Regions from separate parts of the Homo sapiens genome. Here region 2 is linked to region 1. The links are chromatin contacts, found by Hi-C in ENCODE. All regions are on one chromosome and are shown on one strand. Each heading gives the region's core, a stretch centred on a gene start or an enhancer-like site at or near the end of the contact. The rest is flanking DNA. Distances are from core to core; before and after follow the strand shown.

Region 1 (7,050 bases), core at 662-3,161:
TAGAGAAGATGAAGTAAAGTTACAAAGACATTTATGGCCTATGCCCTATGGACAGAATATTACCTGTTATAGCTGAAGTGTGAATTGGCCTTATGTTCCCTACCTCCAGACCCTATTTTCCTGCCTCAGGAGGATTACTTGAGCCTAGGAGTTCAAGTCCAGTCTGGACATCAATAGTGAGACCCCTGCCTCTGAAAAAAAATTTTTTTGAGACAGAGTTTTGCTCTTGTTGCCCAGGCTGGAGTGCAATGGGATGATCTCAGCTCACTGTAACTTCCACCTCCTGGATTCAAGCAATTCTCCTGCCTCAGCTTCCCTAGTAGCTGGGATTACAGGAGCCGGCCACCACGCCCGGATAATTTTTTGTATTTTTAGTAGAGACAGGGTTACACCATGTTGGCCAGGCTGGTCTTGAACTCCTGACCTCAGGTGATCTGCCCACCTCAGCCTCACAAAGTCCTGGGATTACAGGCGTGAGCCACCGAGCCCAGCAAATTTTTGTTTTTTAGACGGAGTCTCCCTCTATCGCCCAGGCTGGAGCACAGAAATGCGATCTCGGCTCACTGCAACCTCTGCCGCTTGGGTTCAAGTGATTCTCCTGACTCAGCCTCCCGAGTAGCTGCGATTACAGGCGGGCACCACCATGCCCGACTAATTTTTTGTATTTTTAGTAGAGACGGGGTTTCACCATGCTGGCCAAGCTGGAAAATTTTATTTTTAATAAATGAAAGGCAGAGTATTTATCTGAAAAAAGTGGGAGACCAACAGTCTCATGGGATTGTTATAAAGATTAAAAGAGAGAGTGTTACTGAAATACTTAGAAGAGCTGTTATTCTATTGCTGTCCTTTCCCCTTGTATTTGGATAGATTACCGTACTTGTTTCTTCTATGTAACTCTAATTGTCAGTGGGGTTCTCCCTCTCTTAGAGGCCTGGAGAAACTTGTCTTAAATGCTTTCCCAGTTAATGAATTGGGAGAGGCAGATTTTATGTCTAAATTACAAGGGCGAGACTTAAAAGTATGAATTGGGGCTAATGTCAGTGCTCAGGTGCAGGGATCCTCCGTTTTGTTCATCACACAGCTCCCGGCACTTTAATAAATGAGGCTCAAAGAAACGACGGGCTTAGGTCATGCAGTAGTCAAATTCAGAACTCATGTTTGATTCCAAAGCCCACACGTTTTCCTAGTTTAGAAACACTAAACATTTAATTCACCGCACCGGGGGCCAGACAGGTAATGGAGAACGCCTTAAGTATGTTAGGAAGGGAAGTTATCTACAGTCGCAGCCGCTATTCAGATCTATTTCACTGCCTTGCAGAAAACGCCGACTGTCGTCTCTTTATCCCATGGCCGATTTCTTGTGAAATCTCCTAACTTTTAAATATTTCCAATCAAAAGACTGCCGTTCAAATGCAGCCCACCAGGAGCATGTTTGCAAACTCTGGAGTAAACAAGAGTGGGAAGCTGATAAGGTGAGTACCTCAGTTCGATAGTGACAGCCAAGAAACGGGGAGTTTTGTACCTAAGGCGAGAAAGAAATTCTCCGCCGAAATCTCCCGGAAGAAGGACTGAATTAAATGCAGATTAGAGTCAGGGCAGGGTAAGGTGGCGGGAGAACTAGGCTGCCATCCCAGGTGGCTGGCCTACCAGCCAGCGCGGCCGGAGGTACAGACCATGTACAGACCACGGCGAGGGGTGTTAGGGGCTTCTCGGGATAAAGGCAGCGAGTGGCTGCGCATTCCCTCCCCGACTCTTTCAGAGGTAAGCCTTCTGTGGAGCAGACCCTAATCCTCCCCCTGATTCCTTAGGTCACTCGGCGATTTACTTCCTTCCCCCGCTTCCTCACAGTCCTCCACAGCCCTACGACTTCCGCTTGCCTCGTCGTCTGGGAAACCGCCGACTTCCGGCCGCGCAGCGGTGGGCTGAGCTAAAATGGCTGAGGAGAGAGTCGCGACGGTGAGCGCCGAGATTCTCTTTAGTTGCCCGGCCGCAGGGCAAGGCAAGCTGGCGGGTGGCTTTTGTCCCATGCAGCGGTTCCTGGAGAGAGGCGGAGCTGGGTGCCGAGCGTCTCAGGGTGGGCGGGGCGACACGGTCCCCTTTTTACTGTCCCGGGAACTGGTCGCCTGGGGCAAGTCTGGATACTTAGCAGCACAGGTCCTGTTCTAGGACTGTAGTCCCTCTTGGGGTGCGCTGGACGGAGAAGGGAGACTTTTCACCAGTAATGGCTCTTACCGTAGTGCCATCTTTTTCTGTCTCGGGGGTTTGGAAGGTAATGACTAGCACTTGTGTAGACAGTTCCTGTTAATCCCGTGAATTGGGAATTTAACATGCCTGGAAGCTTGCAGCGTCACTGCCTTCTGCCAGTGGAGCGGGACTGTGTTTTTTCTGTGGTGATTAAGTTTAGGAAAGTACGGTTTTGGAATTCATCTGAAGGCTGAGTTGGGCGTTCACTCCACAGAACTGCTAATATAGAGGAACCCGATGAATTCAGGATGACCTAGTCGCTATTTTTTGAGGCATATATCTATAATTGGATCTAATTTCGGTAAAGTGCCAAGTGTGAAGCTTTGTTTACCTTGCTTTAGTGTTGGGTTTGAAAGCCTGTTCTGTCCATTTGTTAGAATGATTTTAGGTATTCGGAATTTATTGTCTTTCGAAAAACGCCCTGGAAAACAGTACAAATAGCAGCCTTTGGCTGTTTTACAACTTAGTTTTGGCTAAGCAGCAAGGTTAGTGTTATTGTTAGAGGGCCTTTTGTTTGTTTTCTACTCTCATTTGCAGAGTAGTCATATTATTCTAGTCTAATTAGAAAACTCTGAAGACAGAAACTTTTTTTTTTGAGACGGAGTGTCGCTGTTGTCGGCCCGGGCTGGAGTGCAATGGCGCGATCTCGGCTCACTGCAACCTCCGCCTCCCAGGTTCCAGCAATTCTCCTGCCTCAGCCTCCGGATTAGCTGAGAATACAGGCGCCTGCCACCACGCCCGGCCGAAACATTTTTATTAAGCTAAGAAATTTAAAATAGCTAGGCCGGACGCGGTGCATCACGCCTGTAATCCCAGCACTTTGGGAGGCCGAGACGGGTGGATCACTTGAGGTCATGAGTTTGAGACCATCCTGGCCAACATGGTGAAACCCCGTCTCTACTAAAAATACAAAAATTAGCGGGGCATCGTGGCGCTCGCCTGTAATCCCAGGTACCTGGAAGGCTGAGGCAGGAGAATCGCTTGAACCCCGGAGGCGGAGGTTGCAGTGAGCCGAGATCATGCCATTGCACTCCAGCATGAGCGACAGAGACAGACTCCTTCTCAAAAAAAAAGAAAGAAAAAACAGATTTTAAAATAATTAAATAGGCCAGGCTCAGTGGCTCACGCCTGTAATCCTAGCACCTTGGGAGGCTGAGGTGGGTGGATCGCCTGAGGTCAGGAGTTCGAGACCAGCCTGGCCAACGTAGTGAAACCCTGTCCCTACTAAAAAAATACAAAAAATTAGCTGGACGTGGTGGCGGGCGCTGGTAATCCCAGCTACTAGGGAGGCTGAGGCAGGAGAATCGCTTAGAACCCAGGAGGCAGAGGTTGCAGTGAGCCGAGATCGTGCCATTTCACTGCAGCCTGGGCATCCAGAGCAAAACTCCGTCTCAGAAAAAAAAAAAAAGTAAATAGCATGGTTAATGTTACTGGGTTTTAAATATTAAAAACATAGGAAAGAAAATACTTCCACTCCAGCCTGGGTGACAGAGCAAGACTCCGTCTCAAAAAAAAAAAAAAAAAAAAAAAGAAAATACTTCTAAGTAATCTTAAAGTGTAAAAGATAATGGGTAACATAACATTGCTACAAATATAGCTTATCCTCTAGTGCTCATCACAAGTGTTTGTGTAATAGAATATGAACTTGAGTCTGTGACGGCAGAATTGTCATGTACATTTGAATGTCTAATACTGTTTTAAAGAGAATAGCTTTTGTTTCGATATGACTTAGCAATTAAGCCTGAAGTTAACTGTTTTCATTGTTGTCAAATTTATTGCTAGTAGTGTTACGTTTATAGTAATTTTCATCTTTTCAAGTTACCAATGCATGGAAATGTGAATTTCTGTCCTTTTAGGAAGTGGTATTTTATCTTTTTTTTTTTTTTTTTTTTGAGACGGAGTCTCACTTTGTCGCCCTGTCTGGAGTGCAGTGGCGTGATCTCAGCTCAGTGGAACCTCTGCCTCCCGGGTTCAAGTGATTTTTCTGCCTCAGCCTCCCGAGTAGCTGGGGTTACAGGCCCTCACCACCATGCCTGGCTTATTTTTGTGGAGATGGGGTTTCACCACGTTGGCCAGGCTGGTCTTGAACTCCTGACCTTGTGATCTGCACGCCTCGGTCTCCCAAAGTGTTGGGATTACAGGCGTGAGCCATGGCCCCCTGCCTTATTTTTTAATACAATTAAAAGAACCCAGTAATCCTACTCCTAGACCTGTGTCCCACAGAAAAAAGTGTTAAACATGAGCGTGTAGTACTAGGGCATTCGTTGTAGTACTATCCGTAGTGGCAAAACGCTGGAAGCAAATTAAATGCCCATTAATAGGGTAATTGATGACTTCAGATATTTCCATACTGTGGAATATTATGCAGTCATTAAAAAGAATGTTACAACTAATTGCTTTTCCTCTCAGAAGCCCCTCTCTCTCACTAGAGAAAGCTGTTCTCCTTTCTTTCTTCTGCCTATTAAACCTCCATTCCTAAACTCAGAAAGAAAAAAAAAAAAAGAGAATGTTACGACTAATTGACTTGGAGGGACTTCCATGGTGTACATTTAAATAAAAGGTAGATGTGAAGTGGGGTATATTATGTGATCTTAATTTCATAACACAAAGGAAAACATATAGATCCGTAGATAAGGATATATGGATATGGAGGAGAGAAAAGGAAAAGACTCAAAACTCACAGAATTTTTGAAGAAATGTATAGCTAAAAATCTAAGAAGGCTACAGTCAAGGCCTTGAGGCCAGAAGACACCCCATCAAAACTGAGTAAAACTAGCCCAGTGTGGGACGCAGAAATTCTAGTATGCTACCAAAATTACTTACGGATTGCTACCAGTTCCTTAGAAGGAAAACTGAGGACTAATATTTGTATTTTCAGTATAGTTTAGAATTCTTAAAAAATGAGCAAACAGGCTGTACTTGGTGGCTCATGCCTGTAATGCCAGGACTTGTGGAAACTGAGGTGAGAGGATAACTTGAGTCCAGAGGTTTGAGACCAGTCTGGGCAACATGTTGGAGCCCCATTTCTACAAAAAACACAAAAATTAGCCAGACGTGGTGGCACGCGCCTGTCTTCCCAGCTACTGGGGAGGATCATCTGAGCCTGGGGGAAGTTGAGGCTCCAGTGAGCCATGATCATGCCACTGGACTCCAGCAGGGGCAGAGTGAGACTTTGTCTGAAAAAAACAAAAAATGAATGAGCAACTAACTCTGGCTTTCATGATTTGTGCTTATAAATCTTTTTATTTATTTATTTATTTATTTATTTATTTATTTATTTATTTATTTTGAGACGGAGTCTTGCTCTGTCGCCCAGGCTGGAGCGCAGTGGCGCGATCTCGGCTCACTGCAACCTCCGCCTCCCGGGTTCACGCCATTCTCCAGCCTGAGCCTCCGGAGTAGCTGGGACTACAGGCGCCTGCCACCACGCCCAGCTAATTTTTTGTATTTTTAGTAGAGACGGGGTTTCACCGTGTTAGCCAGGATGGTTTCAATCTCCTGACCTTGTGATCCGCCCGACTCAGCCTCCCAAAGTGCTGGGATTACAGGCGAGCCACTGTACCCAGCCTATAAATTTTTTTTATAATGCCCTGATTCCCATTATTTGATGTATTTGGATAAATATGTCATCCTGTAAATTGAAGGATTAAACTGATAAGAGCAGAAAACAGAAATTAGTACACTAGTTGATCTGGCTCAGATATAGTGCCTATGTATCAGGTGCTCCATGAATATTTGTTGGATGAATAAATGATCATAAAACTATATAAAAATGAAGAAATAACAGAATAAAATAATTTGTTCTATATAAATCCTATGAATGAGATTGAGTGGGCTAATAGAATCCTTTCCATCTCAAAATGTTCTGGAAAGTCTTGAGTAAAAGACTCATCAAAAAAATAATTCTGCTTTGTGCAGAAAGAAGGGTTGCTGACCTTTGAAGGTGCTTTTTGAGTCTTTAACATTCTTTAGTAGTATATTCCCCAAAGTTAAGAAATTCTAGTTAGATTTTAAAAAATTGAGTTAACATTTAAAAAACAGTTTTGTTGAGGTATAATACACGTACCATAAAATTTACTCAATTTAAGTACAAAGTTTGATCAGTTTTAGTAAATTTATATAGTTGCACAGCTGTCATCAGAGGCTGCTTTTAAAACATGTCCATCACTCCAGAAGGGTTCCTGTGTCAATGGAATTGCTGGGTTATATTGTTTAAGTATTTGTTTAAAAAAACAGAAACAAATCTGCCTAACTTCTGCAGGCTATATACGAGTTAACATTTCCATGAGCAATGCATGAGGGTTGTGATTTTTCCACATCCCTGTCAACACTTGGTTTGTCAGTTTGTTTTTATTTAGCTGTTGTAGTGGATGGGTAGTGATGGTGTATGGTGGTTTTAATTTGTATTTCCTTCATGAATAATGATATTGAAGATTTTTTATATGTTTATTTTCCACCCGTATCTCTTTGGTGAAATGTCTTTATAAATTTTTGTGAATTTTTAAATCAAGATCATTAACCAAATGAGCCCCTCATTTGGGCTCAAGTGATCCTTCCACCTCAACCTCCCGAGTAGCTGGGACCACAGGTGCAGGCCACGCTTGGCTAATTTTTGTATATTTTGTAGAGGCGGGGTTTTGCCATGTTGCCCAGGCTGGTCTTAAACTCCTGAACTCAAGCAATTGGCCTGCCTCACATAAGTATTCTCTTTTATTTTGAGGATTAATTTTTGTTGTTGTGAAATATATCCTACCTGTAAAAGAGTGCTTAAAATGTCGTATGTGTGCTTTAAAGGATAATATAATG
Region 2 (6,600 bases), core at 2,067-4,566, 1.0 Mb after region 1:
CCATCACGGGAGGGCAAACAGAGATTGTGTGTATGCGGTGGGTGGGGGGAGGGGCAGGGAAAGGTTCCCTGTTCTGATACTTGATCATTAATTTCTGCAGTTTCCCCAGAATTTGTTCTCATGGCATCATCTCCCTCAGTGACCCCACCTTTGGTTCTGTCACCACCACTGCACGAATGACTGCCATGTCCCTCTGTTCTGAGCTGCAGCTCAGTGTGTCTGGGAGTCCATAGGACATTTTGGTGTGGATGATCCATAGTCGAGCTCAGTAGGAACTGATCTTCCCCCTCCACGTGCTTCATCTCCAGGTCTCCTTGTTATGTGTGTCCATGTTTGCCCATTGCTCAAGCCTTCAGTGCCCTCTTGACACCTTCAGCCCCTCCCTCAATACAAACAGTCCCCAAGCCTGGTCACTTCTACCCTTGACATTTGTCCAAAGCTGGGCTCAGGCATCACTCGGTGACTCTGATGAGATAGTCTCCTGTTCGTATTTTGAGATACCTATTTTAGATGTGGTTTCCTTTTGTGGCTCTGAGCAGTGGCAATGCTCATCGGGTACGGAGACGGGGAAGAGAAGGAGGGAAAGTAAGGGTGGGATGGCTCCTTAGTTAGTTCAGATGCTGTAAGAAAGGCCCAAAATAGCAATGACTTATGCTGGAAGAGATGTTTATTTCTCACCCATGTGACCATCTGGGTATATCCAGGGCTGATACTACAGTCCCTCAGGGTTCTTCTGTCTGCTGCTCTGCCGTCCTCAGGGTGTTGCCTTTGGCAGTATGATCGCCACACACACCACATCTATGTTCCAGCCAGTGGGAAGGGGGAGGGGAAAGGGAGGGGAGGGCATGCTTCTCTCTTTCAGGGCATGACCCAGAAGCTGTACACATCAGTGTACACATTGCATGGCCACACTCAGCTGCAAGTAAGGCTGGGATCTGCAGTCGTTAGCTGAGTGGCCGTGTGCCTAACTAAAAATGCTATGGAAGAAGGGGAGAGCTGGGTGTGCTGGCAGCACCTGTAGTCCCTGTTACTCGGGAGGCTGAGGCAGGAGGATCACTTGAGCCCAGGAGTTACAAGGGTGCAGTGGGTTCTGATTGCACCACTGAACTATGATGGTACCACTCCAGCCTGGGTGACAGAGCGGGACCCTGTCTCTTAAAAAGGGAGAAAATGGGTGTAAGTGGACAACAACTAGCAGTTTCTGCCACAGTCACTTTGTGCATTTCAGTGGGAACTGTGTGGCTGTGAACTGGTTAAGCCTTAAGGATATAGTCCCTGAAAGCTTCAAGTACTGATAAAGTTCCACTAGCATCCACAAAGCTTTTCTTTTATAGGTAGGAACACTGAGCTCAGAGAAGTTGCCTAGTTAAGATTGCATAACAAAGTGTCAGAGCTGGGACCAGAACCCCACACTTTGGGCTCATTTTCTAGAATTCCAGGGTGATCTGGCTGAGGGGCAGACAGGCAGTGTCAGGAGGACGGGTCTCTGGAGTTCAGGAAAGGGTTACCTTTCCCAGCGCGGCTACCTGGGGAGCTGCTCATGACTTTTCAGGGATCATCTCTGGGGTTATCATGCCTCTGAGGTGCCTCCAATTCGCCCTGACCATATCATAAATAGTATACTATACCAAACTGCAGTGATCTAACTGCATGTCCCCCTTCCCTATTAGAATCTGCTCCTTGAGGACAGACGTGTACCTTAGTTATCTCTCTGCCCCTAGTACGTCCCTACCAGGAACTCCGTAAGTAGTGAAATGAATTACTAAAGACATGAATGCATGTGGATTCAAGGACTCCTTCGGTTGCAGACAATAGAAACTTAGTTCAAACTGGTTTAAGGGAAAAAAAATGATTGGCTCAAATATCTGGGCGGTCTAGGTCTGCAGCTTGCTTCAGGCATAGCTGGATCCAGGGACTTGTCTGACATTTTCAGAACTTTGTGTCTTTCTGACCCTTTTTGTCCCTTTGTGGGAAGTGTTGCCCAAGGAGCCCCTGCGGGGATTGGGAGGAAGTAGGGGGTTAGGAGGAAGTGGAGTGATGTGGGTGATTATGGTGGGGGGCAAGGAGACCCTCTTGGGCATCCCCAGGCCCAGGGCATTTTGGCCCTGAGCCCAGGTGCAGTCTGGATTTGTTGTAGCTTTCTGAGGGCACATCTTGGGTCATCTCTTGGGAGCCTCCCTGTGGCCCTGCTTCTGCAGGGTTGGATGCCCTTGCTGTACCTTAGGCTGAGGACAGCCTGACCCCTCTCTCCTGCTGCTCTGTGAAAGCCGAAGGTGCTCTGTGGTTTTGGGATAGAGCAGGAAGGAGAAGGACGAGGAGTGGGCACTGGCAGGTGACTCACCGGGACGGGTGGCACATGCTGACTCCAGGGCAGGTCCCGGCTGGGGATGAGATTCCCCTTTGTGGAAAACATGGGTGGAGGGGGTGGTACGCAGGCAGCATGAGGCCTGCGTGGCTCCACGTGGCTCTGGGTCCCGGGCCGACCAGCTCTGTGTTCACAGGACACTCTCCCATTCTCCAGGGAGCACTTCCTTTCTGAGCTCTGTCTCTTTCTCCTGTCCTCAGCTCCTCCAGGCCCAGCTGTCAGCGTAGGGGTCTCTGGGTGCCGTGGACTCTTCTGGTCTCTTTGCTTCTGGGCTGTCAAACTGCTTCTCTCCAGGGCAGGTTTCCAGGATCCAGAGTCTAGGAAAGGAATGAAAGGGAGCAAGTCCAGGGCGCAGCCCTGGAAGTCCCTCATCTTCCCTCTGGAGGGAAGCGCAGCTCGGCCCTGGGAGAGCCTGGGTAGGTCTGATCAGGGGAGGTGCCCTCTGCTCCCTGTACCTGCCCAGAGTGGCAGGAATTAGCCTGATATATGAAGGAGACAATTATATGAAGAGTCTTGAGTACCAGGCAGAGGAATGGGGTCTGACTTCTATAGTGAATGGGGAGCCATGGGAAGTTCTTGAGCAGGGGAGGGACATGAGCAGATTCCTGTCTTAGGTCCTAAGAGAAGGCACCTTAGAGAATGGGGCTGGCAGGGAAAGAGAGGAGCAAGCAGGGCCAGTGAGGGGGGTGATGGGTCAGGGTGGGAGATGGAAGCTTGAGAAGCAGTGTGGAGAGTGAGGGAGGCGGCCCAGGAAGAACCCACAGGCCTTGGTTCTGTCTGGGGTTAAAGAGAGGCAGGGAGATGTGGAATCTGGGCGTTCGTTCATCCTTAGCCCTGGTGCTTCCCGCAGGGGTTGGGCAGGTCCTGCAGGCAGCTGCCTGCTGGATCTTCCTGTGGGCCTCAGGGTGGCCCTTGTGGGGCAGGATGTGGTGCCTGCCAAAGGTGCTTTATGAATGGAGCCGGGGAAGGCTGCTGACTCAGCAGGCAGTAAGGCTTTGAGGCCGGAAGCGTCTGGAAAGGAAGTGGCTGCTCAGGGCTTCCCCACTGTAGACAGCTGGGAGAGAAGGGGGGCTGGCCAGGATGCACATGGTTTGGCTGAGGGACTCCCTTGGCCCAGCTGCTGGGGGTGTGTGTGTGTAGGAGTGGAGGGTGGCGGGGGGCGGGTGTGCCTGGCTGGGATTGGAAGGATTGAGGCTGGGCGCCTGGAATGGAATTGAGGCTAGCAGCTGTTGATGAGGTTTGCTCCGTGGAAGGGTGGAAAGGTGTAGCAGAATTGGACTCTTTTTGGCTGTGCTGACTGGCAAATTACTTGACATTAACAAAGTCACTTATCTGGGCTTTAATTTTTTTTTTTTTTTTTTTGAGACAGAGTCTTGCAGTATCGCCCAGACTGGAGTACAGTGGCGCGATTTCCACTCACTACAACCTCCGCCTCCTGGGTTCAAGCAATTCTCCTGCCTCAGCCTCCTGAGTAGCTGGTATTACAGGCCTGAGCCACCACGCCCAGCTAATGTTTATATTTTTAGTAGACACAGGGTTTCACCATGTTGGTCAGGCTGGTCTCAAACTCCTGACCTCGTGATCCACCCACCTCGGCCTCCCAAAGTGCTGGGATTACAGGCATGAGCCACCACACCCAGCCATGGGCTTTAATTTTTTAAAGTCCTGCAAAAATAGGACCAAGTGTTACAGCCTATCTCCCAGGGTATTAGGAGGACGTGAAATCATTTCTATTCTTGTTGATCAGTGTTGGTTGGCATAGATGTGGCTTGATCAGGACATGGCACAAATGTTTAGGCAGCAGCTGTGGGACTCAGGGACAAGGTGTGTGCAGCCTGGAGGGTGGCTGGGATTGGGAGCAGGGCTGGATTTAGGGATGTCTGCCCTTCTCATCCCCAGCTCAGGCCTGACCTGCAGCCACAGACTTGCCTCTTACTCAGTCCTGACTCCAGCCTTGAGGTCATCCCCAAGTCCTTGCCTCTTCCACTTCTGATCTGTCTTGGTCACTCAATACAGATGTGTTAAGCTAGCAAATGTTCTCTCTCTGCATTCCCACACTCATACACCTAGTCGCCTCCTAAAACTCTGTCCTAGAAGCTTCTTTGCAAATACTGCTGATTTCACACAAGCTATACTGAACCCTTCCATTTTCTCTGCCTCAGTGAATGCTCCACCCTGTCACTGAGGCTCAAAACCACGGCCAACCTGACTGCTCTTTCTCTCTACCCAAGTCCTCAGATACTGTCACTTTTACCCAGACATGCTTTGTCTCCTGTCTGGCCCTTCATTTATTCCACCACTATACCTTCCTACAGGGATGGCTATATTAGCCTCTTTTTTTATTTTTATTTTTTGAGATCGAGTCTGGCTCTGTCACCCAGTCTGGAGTGCAGTGGTGCAATCTTGGCTTACTGCAACCTCTGCCTCCTGGGTTCTAGCAATTCTCCTGCCTCACCCTCCCAAGTAGCTGGGATTACAGGTGCCCACCACCATGCCCAGCTAATTATTTGTATTTTTAGTAGAGATGGGGTTTCACCATGTTGTTCAAACCGGTCACAAACTCCTGACTTCAAGTGATTCGCCTGCCTCAGCCTCCCAAAGTGCTGGGATTACAGGCATGAGCCACTGCACTCAGCCTGAAATAGCCTCTTAACTGGCCTCTCCCTTGCCCTGATACAATCCAGTCTATGCTGAGGAGCTAGAGTGGGTTTTAAACATTGTTACCTAGATTATGTGTGATTAAAATGCTCCCCAGTGATTCCCATTACTCATAGAAAAACCCAAATTCCTCACTGGTCTCTCAAAGCCCTGCTTGATCTGGCTGAAACATACCCTCCCATCAGATAGCGGGTGGAGGTGCTGTCAGATTAATCTTCATGAAGCTCAGCTCTGACCGTGTATTTCCCTTATTCAGGAAGCTTCAGTGGCTCTCAACTGCCTTTAGGATACATTTCACACCTGTCAGCCCATCTCTAAGTCTGGCCCCCACAGGAGCTCCTGCTCTGCCCTACCAGCTACTGTCTGCCAAATTGATCTGCACACATCCTAGCCCCAGAGCAAGCCAACCTTGCCTTCACTTGCCGCCTTGCCTCCTCTTCCTTATATTTGGATACTAACATCTTAGCTGAAAGGGTGGATCCCAGCTGCCCCCTACCCCATCTTCCCTGTCAGGCCTCCCCAGGGACTCCCTGCCAAGCATCTGTCACCAAGATTCCTCAGCAGGGGGCCCGGTGGGATATGGGAATGAGGACCTCCCAGTGGGCAGTTGCAGCCTTCCCCACTCTGGTCCAGGAGAGATGAGGCAAGAGATGGTCTGGGGAGAACCTTTGGAGACAAAGGCCTTGCGTCCTCTTTCTCCCAGGCAGGGGCAGCCTTCCACCACGGGGAGCCCAGCTGTCAGCCGCCTCACAGGAAGATGCTGCGTCGGCGGGGCAGCCCTGGCATGGGTGTGCATGTGGGTGCAGCCCTGGGAGCACTGTGGTTCTGCCTCACAGGTGAGGGTAGCAGCATGGGGACGGGAGGGGAGGGACAGTGATTGTGGCAGTTGGGGAGGGGGTGCCCACGCCTGTTAGGGGTCCTGCCAAGCCAGCTCTGGCTAGCAGGGCCATACCTTACTTCCACCTGTGGGATCCAGTAGGCAACTCACGTTACTGTTCTTAGCCTCCATTTCCTTGTCTGTAAAATGGGAACATGAGTGCTAAATGAGATCGTGCTATTTCTTGAATACACTGTGTGCGCCCCCTCCCAGGACCTTTCCACTTGCTCTTTCCTCTGCCTGGAACTTTCTGCCCCTAAACGTCTGCATGACTGGATCCCATATTTTGTGGAGGTCTTTGCTCAATGTCACCTCCTCTCAAGGCTCTCCTAGCTCCCTTGTATAAAATAGCACACCTCCGCTCCTCCCTCCCTATCCCTGGCCTCCCTGCGTTATTCTGCCTAGATTCGCCCCCACCTGGCGTTTGCTTGCTTCCTCCCTGTTCAAAGAGCAGGGTCCATCTCAGGGCCAGAGCGGCTGTTGCATAGTAGGTGCCCAATAACTGTGTAGAATAAACGATGTGACTCTCCCCACACGGTGCTTGGCACACAGGAAGCACTCAATAATAATAGCTACTTTAATAACAATATCCTCATCACATTTCAAATTCTCATCAGCATCTCTGCTCTGAGACGGCTTCCTCCGTGGGGAAGACAAAGCTGAGGGTCTGGCGCCATCTTGTGGCCATAAAGAAGTGCCT

What was found. A loop is a pair of places that touch in the nucleus more often than their neighbours do. Pooled maps may share reads with other maps.
Region 2: a pooled map shows a loop between it and region 1 (9-fold over the local background). The contact joins the enhancer-like site here to the promoter of BBS4 in region 1. A Hi-C loop is called at or near these places in 4 of 50 pooled maps.

The regions. Positions count from the first base shown.
Region 1 is chr15:72,684,296-72,691,345 of GRCh38, forward strand. BBS4 (Bardet-Biedl syndrome 4) reads left to right here and starts at 1,912. Exons shown (of 16, transcript NM_033028.5): 1 at 1,912-1,956. The coding sequence starts at 1,933. HIGD2B (HIG1 hypoxia inducible domain family member 2B) reads right to left here and starts at 1,887. Exons shown (of 3, transcript NM_001350932.3): 1 at 1,523-1,887.
Region 2 is chr15:73,693,860-73,700,459 of GRCh38, forward strand. It overlaps CD276 (CD276 molecule), which reads left to right. Exons shown (of 10, transcript NM_001024736.2): 2 at 5,727-5,859. The coding sequence starts at 5,781. Among named protein-coding and RNA genes, the nearest start is that of CD276, 13 kb to the left of the region's middle. RefSeq lists enhancers at 2,234-2,745, 2,746-3,258, 3,189-3,483, 3,259-3,769 and a silencer at 6,546-6,595. Within about 2 kb of position 3,317, at least 14 of the 41 ENCODE cell types and tissues checked have a DNase peak (open chromatin) inside an H3K27ac peak, as active enhancers do.